Regions from separate parts of the Mus musculus genome. Here all the other regions are linked to region 1. The links are chromatin loops, found by intact Hi-C in ENCODE. Cell type or tissue: heart. All regions are shown on one strand.

What was found. Peaks named below come from ENCODE experiments on the same cell type or tissue, not always from the same donor. Only the 100,000 strongest peaks of a DNase experiment are listed, where the experiment ranks them.
Region 2: it touches region 1 in a loop (6-fold over the local background); 1 of 42 quality-filtered maps calls a loop at or near these places.
Region 3: a loop joins it to region 1, with 3 times the contacts of the local background. A loop is called at or near these places in 1 of 42 quality-filtered maps.

The regions. Positions count from the first base shown.
Region 1 is chr15:102,246,262-102,248,761 of GRCm38, reverse strand. All of the region lies in intron 3 of Rarg (retinoic acid receptor, gamma), which reads left to right. Among named protein-coding and RNA genes, the nearest start is that of Rarg, 10 kb to the left of the region's middle. In heart, a CTCF peak has its summit at 1,127; DNase peaks (open chromatin) are centred at 801, 941, 1,661, 2,301 and 1 weaker place; H3K4me3 peaks cover 2,500 bases; H3K27ac peaks cover 2,500 bases; H3K27me3 peaks cover 579 bases.
Region 2 is chr15:102,100,222-102,102,721 of GRCm38, reverse strand. It overlaps a transcript of Tns2 not described here. Among named protein-coding and RNA genes, the nearest start is that of Tns2, 1.5 kb to the left of the region's middle. In heart, CTCF peaks have their summits at 954, 1,156 and 2,129 (motif pointing left); DNase peaks (open chromatin) are centred at 1, 561, 2,061, 2,391 and 2 weaker places; H3K4me3 peaks cover 2,500 bases; H3K27ac peaks cover 2,500 bases.
Region 3 is chr15:102,515,487-102,517,986 of GRCm38, reverse strand. It overlaps Map3k12 (mitogen-activated protein kinase kinase kinase 12), which reads left to right and starts at 983. Exons shown (of 16, transcript NM_001163643.1): 1 at 983-1,199. It also overlaps a transcript of Tarbp2 not described here. In heart, a CTCF peak has its summit at 1,180; DNase peaks (open chromatin) are centred at 926, 1,636 and 2,106; H3K4me3 peaks cover 2,144 bases; H3K27ac peaks cover 2,238 bases.

The DNA of each region.
Region 1 (2,500 bases):
AGGCTATACTGTGTCTTGAGCAAGGGCTGGGACTGATGGCATAGACTGGTCTGATACCTTAGTACCTTTTCCCAGTAATGCTCGCAAAGTACACACAGATGGGGTGATGAAGACTGGGGTGCATCTGGTGGAGAGAAAGGGGGGCTTTTGAGAACTCATGGCTTCCTGGAGCCCCCCCCCCCACACTTTTGTGCCCTTCTCCCAACCCCCTCCCTGTGGCCTGGCCACTTCTGGTTCTAATTACCAACCAGGCAGGCCTGACTTAATTGGGACCTTTCAGATTTCGGAGGGGGAAGGGGAACTTACAAGCCTGAAGTTGACTCGTCAAGACTCTTTTTTCATGTTGCTTTTTTTTGTGTGGGGGGGTACTCTTCATTTTCTACTTTTTTTGCCTACTGGTTCTATTCCAATTCAGATACTTAGTCCCGGACTTTATTTTTTTCTGTTTTTTTTTTTTGGGGGGGGGTGTGGGTACGGTTGGATTCAGAAATGGAGTGTTGGACATTATGGGAAAGTTCACATTAGGTTGGAAAGATCTTGTCTTCGTGCCTGCTGCAAGCTCCCAGTTTGCCAGTCCACCCCAGCCCACCATCGCCATCCGCATTTTAGGCCCTCCTCTTCAGCCCTGCCCCCTGAGTCCCTGGCAGCCTCCCGTTCCCCTCCCCCGTTCCCGCCTTCTTTGCCTACTCTGGCACCCCTTCCTGCTTTTTATTCTTCCAACAGGCGCCCCACTCTCTCAGCACCCCAGTGCGACCCCGACTCGGTACAGCAGATTCTTAGAAAAGTGCGCCCCACCCTGGCTCAGCCACAGCCGCCGGGCGGGGGAAGGGGTCGGGCCGGGCGCCGCTCCCGCTCCCGGGCGCTCCCCGTGTGAGCAGCGCTGACAGAGCCGGCTGGGCCGGCCCGCCGGGCGGTCGGGCGGCCGGCGGGCGGGGCGCGGGGGAGGGGGCGGTTTCCGGGAGTCGCCGCCACTGGCGTTGTCCCGGGGCCAGGGTCCCCGATTCGACGCGGCCAGGCAAGGGCAAACTTCTGACGTGGCCAACCCCCTCCCTCGAGCGCCCAGGGGGGCACTGGAGGTGGCACTGAGGGAGGGGCAGCTATTTCCTATGGTGGGGTATAAGTGACCCTGAGCCGTGAATGACCAGCAGGGCAGTTACTGCGAAGGGGCGGGGGAAGCCCTTAGCACAGTGGAAACTCGGGGTGGGGGCAGTTGTCATTGGGAGGGATCAGTTTCGTCTGAGTCGCAAGTTTGGGACTGTAGGGACAGTTTAGGGGGCAGTTTGTGCTCTAAAACTGAAGTCAGGTTCTGGGAGAGGGCAATGAGGGAGGTTACCCGAGGCACTTTGGGAGTGTCAGTCGCGGGATAGAGCTTTGGGGACTTTGAGGGAGGCGGCCCAGCCCTCGGTAGAGGAAGGATAGCCGGAGCTAGGAGGGGTAGACTCCGCTGCGCTGGAGGGGGCGGGGGGGGGGGGACTCCGCTGCGGAGCTGGCGACGGCCAGGGCGGGGTGGGGCGGGGCCGGGTCAGGAGGAGGTGAGCGCGCCCGGCCACCCGCCCCGAGGGGGGTTCCCGGAGAGTTCACCGCGGGAGCGCGCTCTGGCCCTTGGACCGGGGGTGGGAAGATCGGGAAGGAAGGAGGCGGCAGCGCGCAGTGAGCCGCAGGAATGTAGTATTCAGCTCTGAAGCGCGTGCGCGCGCGCGCACTCGAAGGAAGAAGGAGGAGTCGGGCCTGGGAATGAGGGGGGTGGAGGTAACGCAGGTCCTACGGGTCTGGAGAGCTGCGTAGCGCAAGGCATCTCAAGGCTCCCCATCTACACGGCCATTCTTAACACCCTTGCTTGTGTTGACTTGTACGCCGAAGAAAGGGTTGAAGGGAGGGGGAAGACGCTGTGAAAGGAAATGCGCATATTTTATTCCTTCACTCCTTCCCCCAATCCCCACCTGGGCACGCGCTTAAGTGCAAATGTGTTCAGACCTCCAGCTTGTCGAGAGAGCTTGATTGCAAGCATTTTTCCTGAGCCAGGTGTATTTGCACAAATTCTTGCACCTATGAATATATGTGCGTGCAGATATGCGTGTGCACTATTGCACGTTTGCAAATTTGTGGTGCCTGCCAAGATAAATGCTTGCACAGATGTATGTCTGAGCAAGCGCGTGCGCCGCTCAGCTAGTAGACGTATGTGTATGTGTATGTGCTCCACTCCCAGCTCTGCTCATCTTGGTGCCCGGCCCCTTTCGCTCTCCAGGCCCCACCCCCATCCCTCTAGGCTTTGCTTTTACAAAAGGTCTCCACAGAGCTAGCTGCCTAGGCACCCTAAGTGAGGCAGACTGAGGCAGAGGCTACAGCTTCGCCTTCGCGCCCCGCCCAGTTCTTTTCCCTTGCTGGGGATCCCCCTCCTCCCCGCCCATCCCTTACCCCCCATGCATCTCAGCGCCCTACGCTAGCCCTCCCCCTCCCCCCTCCAGGAGCGGGGCGCTGCGGGGGGAGGAGGGGGAATGGG
Region 2 (2,500 bases), 150 kb after region 1:
TCAGCCAGTGGCACAGGGTGGGAATTCAGGTCTCAGGGCAGGGCTCAAGGGCCAGTGGAGAACACTGTGTCCCCGGCCAGTCTCTAGCCTGAACCCTCATGCTCCCTTGGGATTTCCTGTGGGAAGGGAGTGTTGCTGGGAACCAGTACCCCTGACAGCCCAGCACTCCACATCCTCAGGGTGAAAGAAAGTTAGGGATGAGGGCTAACTTCCCTGTCAGACGGGAGAAGGATCTTATAGTACCCTCCTCAACGCCAAGTTCCAGCGGGAAGGGCTAAGGGCTTACAGGAATGGTCCATCTTGCTGTAACCCAAAGCACTGGAGGTTCCTCCTGAACACCCCAGCTGCTCCTCTCCAGATACAACCCACAGTTCCTGGCTTAGCTCCCAGATCCTGCACCTGAGGTTCTACTGGGGACCCCACCCGCCCACCAGAATCTGAGCGCTACCTTCATGGCTCTTCTGGCCTGTCTCTCCTTCCTCTGTGGCTGTCACTGGACCCGAGGACTGGACAGGAGGCCCCCTCCCAACACATACTCCACCCTCTCTAGGGCCTCCTGCTTCCCTCCTGGGAATAGGGCCAACTTCCTGTCCCAGGAGTCAAGGGAAGGAGGTGTATGGGGCCCTTGGAAAGGATGGAACAACCTTCCTACAACAAGGGTCAACAGCCTGGGGGTTCCCAGCCCAAGCTCTAGACAGCAGCCTTTGGAATGCTGTAGCTAGCTGTCATTTGAAAGAATGTACACCGTGTCACCCTCATTTGCATGGTATTTACTGAATGTCCCAGTGCAACTCCTCCAGTTCTGGCACCTCTTGCAGGGTCCCACAGGACTCTCCTCTTTCTGCCTCACGCCCATCTGACAGATGAAGGGCTGCTCTAGTCCTCCCCAGGGATCCTTCAGAAGACCTGTCAGACTGAAGAGTCTGAGGCCTCTTCCCGCTGCATGCCTGTTCTCTAGGAAGCCCATCGTTGCCAGTGTACCCTGGCTAGAAGGCCCTGTGAGTGGCAAGGGGTGGGGCACCGTGCTGTAACTGGAGAGGGCCCCTGGCTCTGCAATCCCCACCTGAGTTCTGGCTGTGTCCCAGGACATTCCAGGCCGATGGCCAGGTGGGCAACCGGGGCTGTCCTGATTCCGCACCCAGCCCTGCTGGGGAAGATGGATCACTGCAGCGCCTCCCCTGATCAATTTTTTTTCCCCTCTGCTCCTATGGTACATGGGCCTACATCTGCAACCTCTGGTGGGACTGAAAGTCTTTTCCTCTGGAACAGGTTCCCAAACAGCCTCTGCCCTCACTGAACTTACACTGCCCACCTAGATCTAGAAAGTTAAGTGTCTAGTTGGCTCTGCGCGTCCCCACCGCAGGGAGTGTGGAGTATTTCTGAAAGTAGCTGAGGGCAAACAGTGCCTGAGGAATGGCAGCATTACCAGATCCTCACCTCCCACCTCCTGCCTGGAATATTCCAGAGCTCTTTTGATTCTCCCCAGCCGGGCCCCCTCTCACTCTGAAGCCTTGGGTTTGTTTGGAGAAACCCCTCCACCCACCCACACACCCCTCCTTCCTGGAAATAGCTGTGGTTGGATGAGAGGCCCGGAGCCGGGCCACAGAGGAGTGAGGCCCAGTAAAGGAGGGAGGGGAAGGGAGGTAGGATTCAAGGGTGTGTCTAGAGGGACCTAGGGGGTATCTAGGTAGGGCAGAAGTAGAAAAGGGTTAAAAGGAGAAATCAGCTTCATCTGTGTCTGCATTCTGCCTCAGTGTCTCAGATAGAGAAAACAGAGAGGAAAAAGTTTGCATGCACTCTGCCAGGCCAGGGCCGCAACATTGATGCCAGCTGCCGCGGGCATCTTGTGTTCAAAGTGCGCTTGTGGCTCGAGCTAGAGAGGTACGCAGAGAGTGGCCTGAGCCAACAGTAGTGCACAGTGGGACGCAGGAAGGCGTGGCGGCCTGAGCTAGGTCCACAGCCGCGCCCCGCCCCCTGGTCACCTCTAGTATCTTCAACTGTCCCCTAGCTCACCGAGACCCGGAGGGGAGGGCACGGGCCGCGCCCAATGCTCCCGGACCCCCAGTGGCTCCGCGCCCCCTGGTGCCCGTCCCTGGCTCGGACCGCGCGCTGTGACGCAGAGGGCCGACGCTCGCCCGCGCTCCCGTCCAGCGTGGCGCAGCCACTCACCTGTGGGGGGCGCCCAGAGGGCCGGGGGCGCGGCGAACTGGGGCAGCAGCAGGGGGCGCCCCCGGACCAGCCCATCCCGCCTAGCCGCGCCGCGATACGCGGAGGCGGCGGCGGCGGCAGCGGCGGCGGGACGGGCGCTCAGCTGGCTCCCTCCCGCCGCGCCCTGCGCCGGCTGCCTCCTCCCGCCCTCCGGCTCCCTCCTTCTTCCTGGGCTCCAATCGCCACCTTCCACCCGCTCCCCGCCCGCGCCTCCTCCTTTCTCCCTCTTCTCCTCCCACTGTCCTCCGTGCGCGCCGAGGCAGGCTCCGGCTGAGACTCGCAGACGGAGCGG
Region 3 (2,500 bases), 270 kb before region 1:
ACGAGGAAAGGTGTAGCCTTCTCCTTGAGGAAAGGCTGTGATTGGCCGAAGTCCTTTTGCTGCCCCAGAGGGTGTGCCTTACCTGGCCACCCCCACCCCAGAGCTCTGGGGTTTTATAAGTCCGGAGTTCTCCTCAGACCCGGTCTCCCAGGCTGTAGCGTAAGCTTCTCAGCACTCCGTGTCAAAAAACCCGTTGCTTTTCTGTGGCTTGTCCTTCGCCTCTCTTCACTAACTCCACGCAGCCTGACAGGGTTCGTGCCTCTTTAGATCAGCCCTAGTGAACCTCTTTTAACTGTCCCGAGAATCATTAGATGGACCTTCTGTGTTTAGTCTCACCTGAAAGAGCACAGGAATAATTAACGAACTAATATACGCGCAGAGCTTAACGATTACCTTTGGCTCTCCAAAGCCTTGATACCACCAGAGTGAAAGAAATATGGGAAATCTTGTGACCTTGGACAGAAGGAGAAAGTGATACCACGAAAAACGTGATTCAAAGAGTGTTTTTTAAAATGGGTCTAGGATAAGATGTCTTGCTAGAAAGGAATAGGGTTAGAGGTAAGAGGAATCAGTAATGAAAACGAGCGATCGGTCATCCAGGAGCACAGAAGTGGGAAGGGACCTACGGCTGGGTGGATTCCAATTGGGTGAAAATGGAGCAGCGACGAGGGAAGGCCAGCTGGAGATGTCGGTATGACAAGGGACCAGTGCCAGAGCGTTGTGTATACTGATGGACTGCGCTCTCGGGGTGTAGGAAAGAATCTGTAAGACAGGTCACAAGGGGATCCTACAGATTCCGCATGAGGACCAAAGTGGAACTGCCGTAGAACACCTCCAGGAAGGAGCCTGGATCGCGCCGGATGGCAGCCACAGGCTCCTTTAAGAGGCCGGCGACTCCAGCGCAGCATCCCCCGCTCAGGGCGTGTCCGTCCCGGGGGGCCAGGGGCGGGGGCTTTGGAAGGAGCGGGAGTTCAAGTCGAGTGGGGACGGGGCTTCGAGTAGGGGGTGGGGGCTAAAAGCTGGGGCTGACACCCGTACACCTGAGTTCCACACGAGCATCGCCGGTGACAGCTCTCCAGGTCCGGTGGAGGGCAACGGGGGGAGGAGGGAAGGAGGAGGAGGAGGAGGAGGCGGGAGCAGCATCCGGAGCGGAGCTGCAGCAGCGCCGCCTTTTGTGCTGCGGCCGCGGAGCCCCCGAGGTGAGAGCCTGGGCGACTTGTGGGGGTGGGGGGCAGGGATGGGTTCGGGTCTTGGGATCCTGGCGTGGAGGGAGGGTCGGGATACAATTGTGGCGTGGTGGGGGAGGAGGTGACTCGAGGATGCTGAAGCTGTGGTATGAAGGAACTAGAGCCCTGGACCCGACGCCTGGAGATAGGAAGGAACCGGGCGAAGCTGAGGGATGCGGCGGCCCAGCTTGGAGACCAAGAGCCTCCAAAGCTGTGGTGGATTATGCGAGGATGAGGGTGGCTAGGGGAAGACCTAAAGGACAGCGGGCAAGAGCACGTCCTCTCCTCCTCAACCTCAGGACCTAGAAAGGAGGGAGAATTGTGGCCCCCTCCAGGGAAGGGATGGAAGGGCAAGGCCTAATATACCCACCGCCCCCCTCCCCCACTCCTGCACCTAATAGGCTCTACCTGAAAATTAGGCTGCACCTACACCTGCATGCCCTGGCAGGGCCCTCTCCCCCGTCCATCTGTAATCCCTCTAATCTCCAGCTGTGGCATTCCCTACCGTCCAGCTGTTGCACCCCGTCCTCCATTTGGATGTAGTTTTCTCTCTCTTCTGCCTGCTCGTCTCTGGTTTCCTTAACCCATTTCCCTAGTCAGGCGCTTCACAAACCTCCCTTTTTCTCACACACTCACCAAACTCCTTGGCTTACAATCTTGGTAGGCAAGGCTTTGGCTGAGGGTAGAAAGAGAAGAGGGGTGGGTTCCATAAACAGTAGTAGGGCTGCAGGGAGGAGCCTTGCGGCTCTCTGTCTTCTGCCTCTTTGGCCTTCAACCAAAAGAGCATGCACATGAGGTCTCACACACCCCAGGCACCTGGAGCCTCACTCTAAACTCTCTTCTGATTCTCCCAGCCGCCTCGTGGTTTTCAGGCAGAGGGTCATCCCAAGCTTACACCAGTAGCAAGAATTTGGAAAGGAAACAGCCCAAGTTCCCTCTGGGCCTTGCTGTCCAAACATTAGTGTTTACAAGTTCAAGAGTGCTGCCATCTCTCATGGAAAGTTATCTGGGCCCCAAGTTGGGTCTAACCAACTGTTGACTTCCAGGAAGACCCCAAGGTCCAATACTTGCCAAGTCCTAGATCTTTGGTGGATGGAGGTGGAAGATGGAAGGTGTGGCTGGGGTTTCCTAGACTTCTTCACAAGAGCAAAACCCTGTTAAAAGCAGTTACTGCTCTGAGTCTCTGGGAATGGGGGTTAATAATAAAATGATAGAGAACACGAAATTCCAGCACCCACCTCTGCCTTTGCTGCCCATGCCTAGGGAGTAAGAGA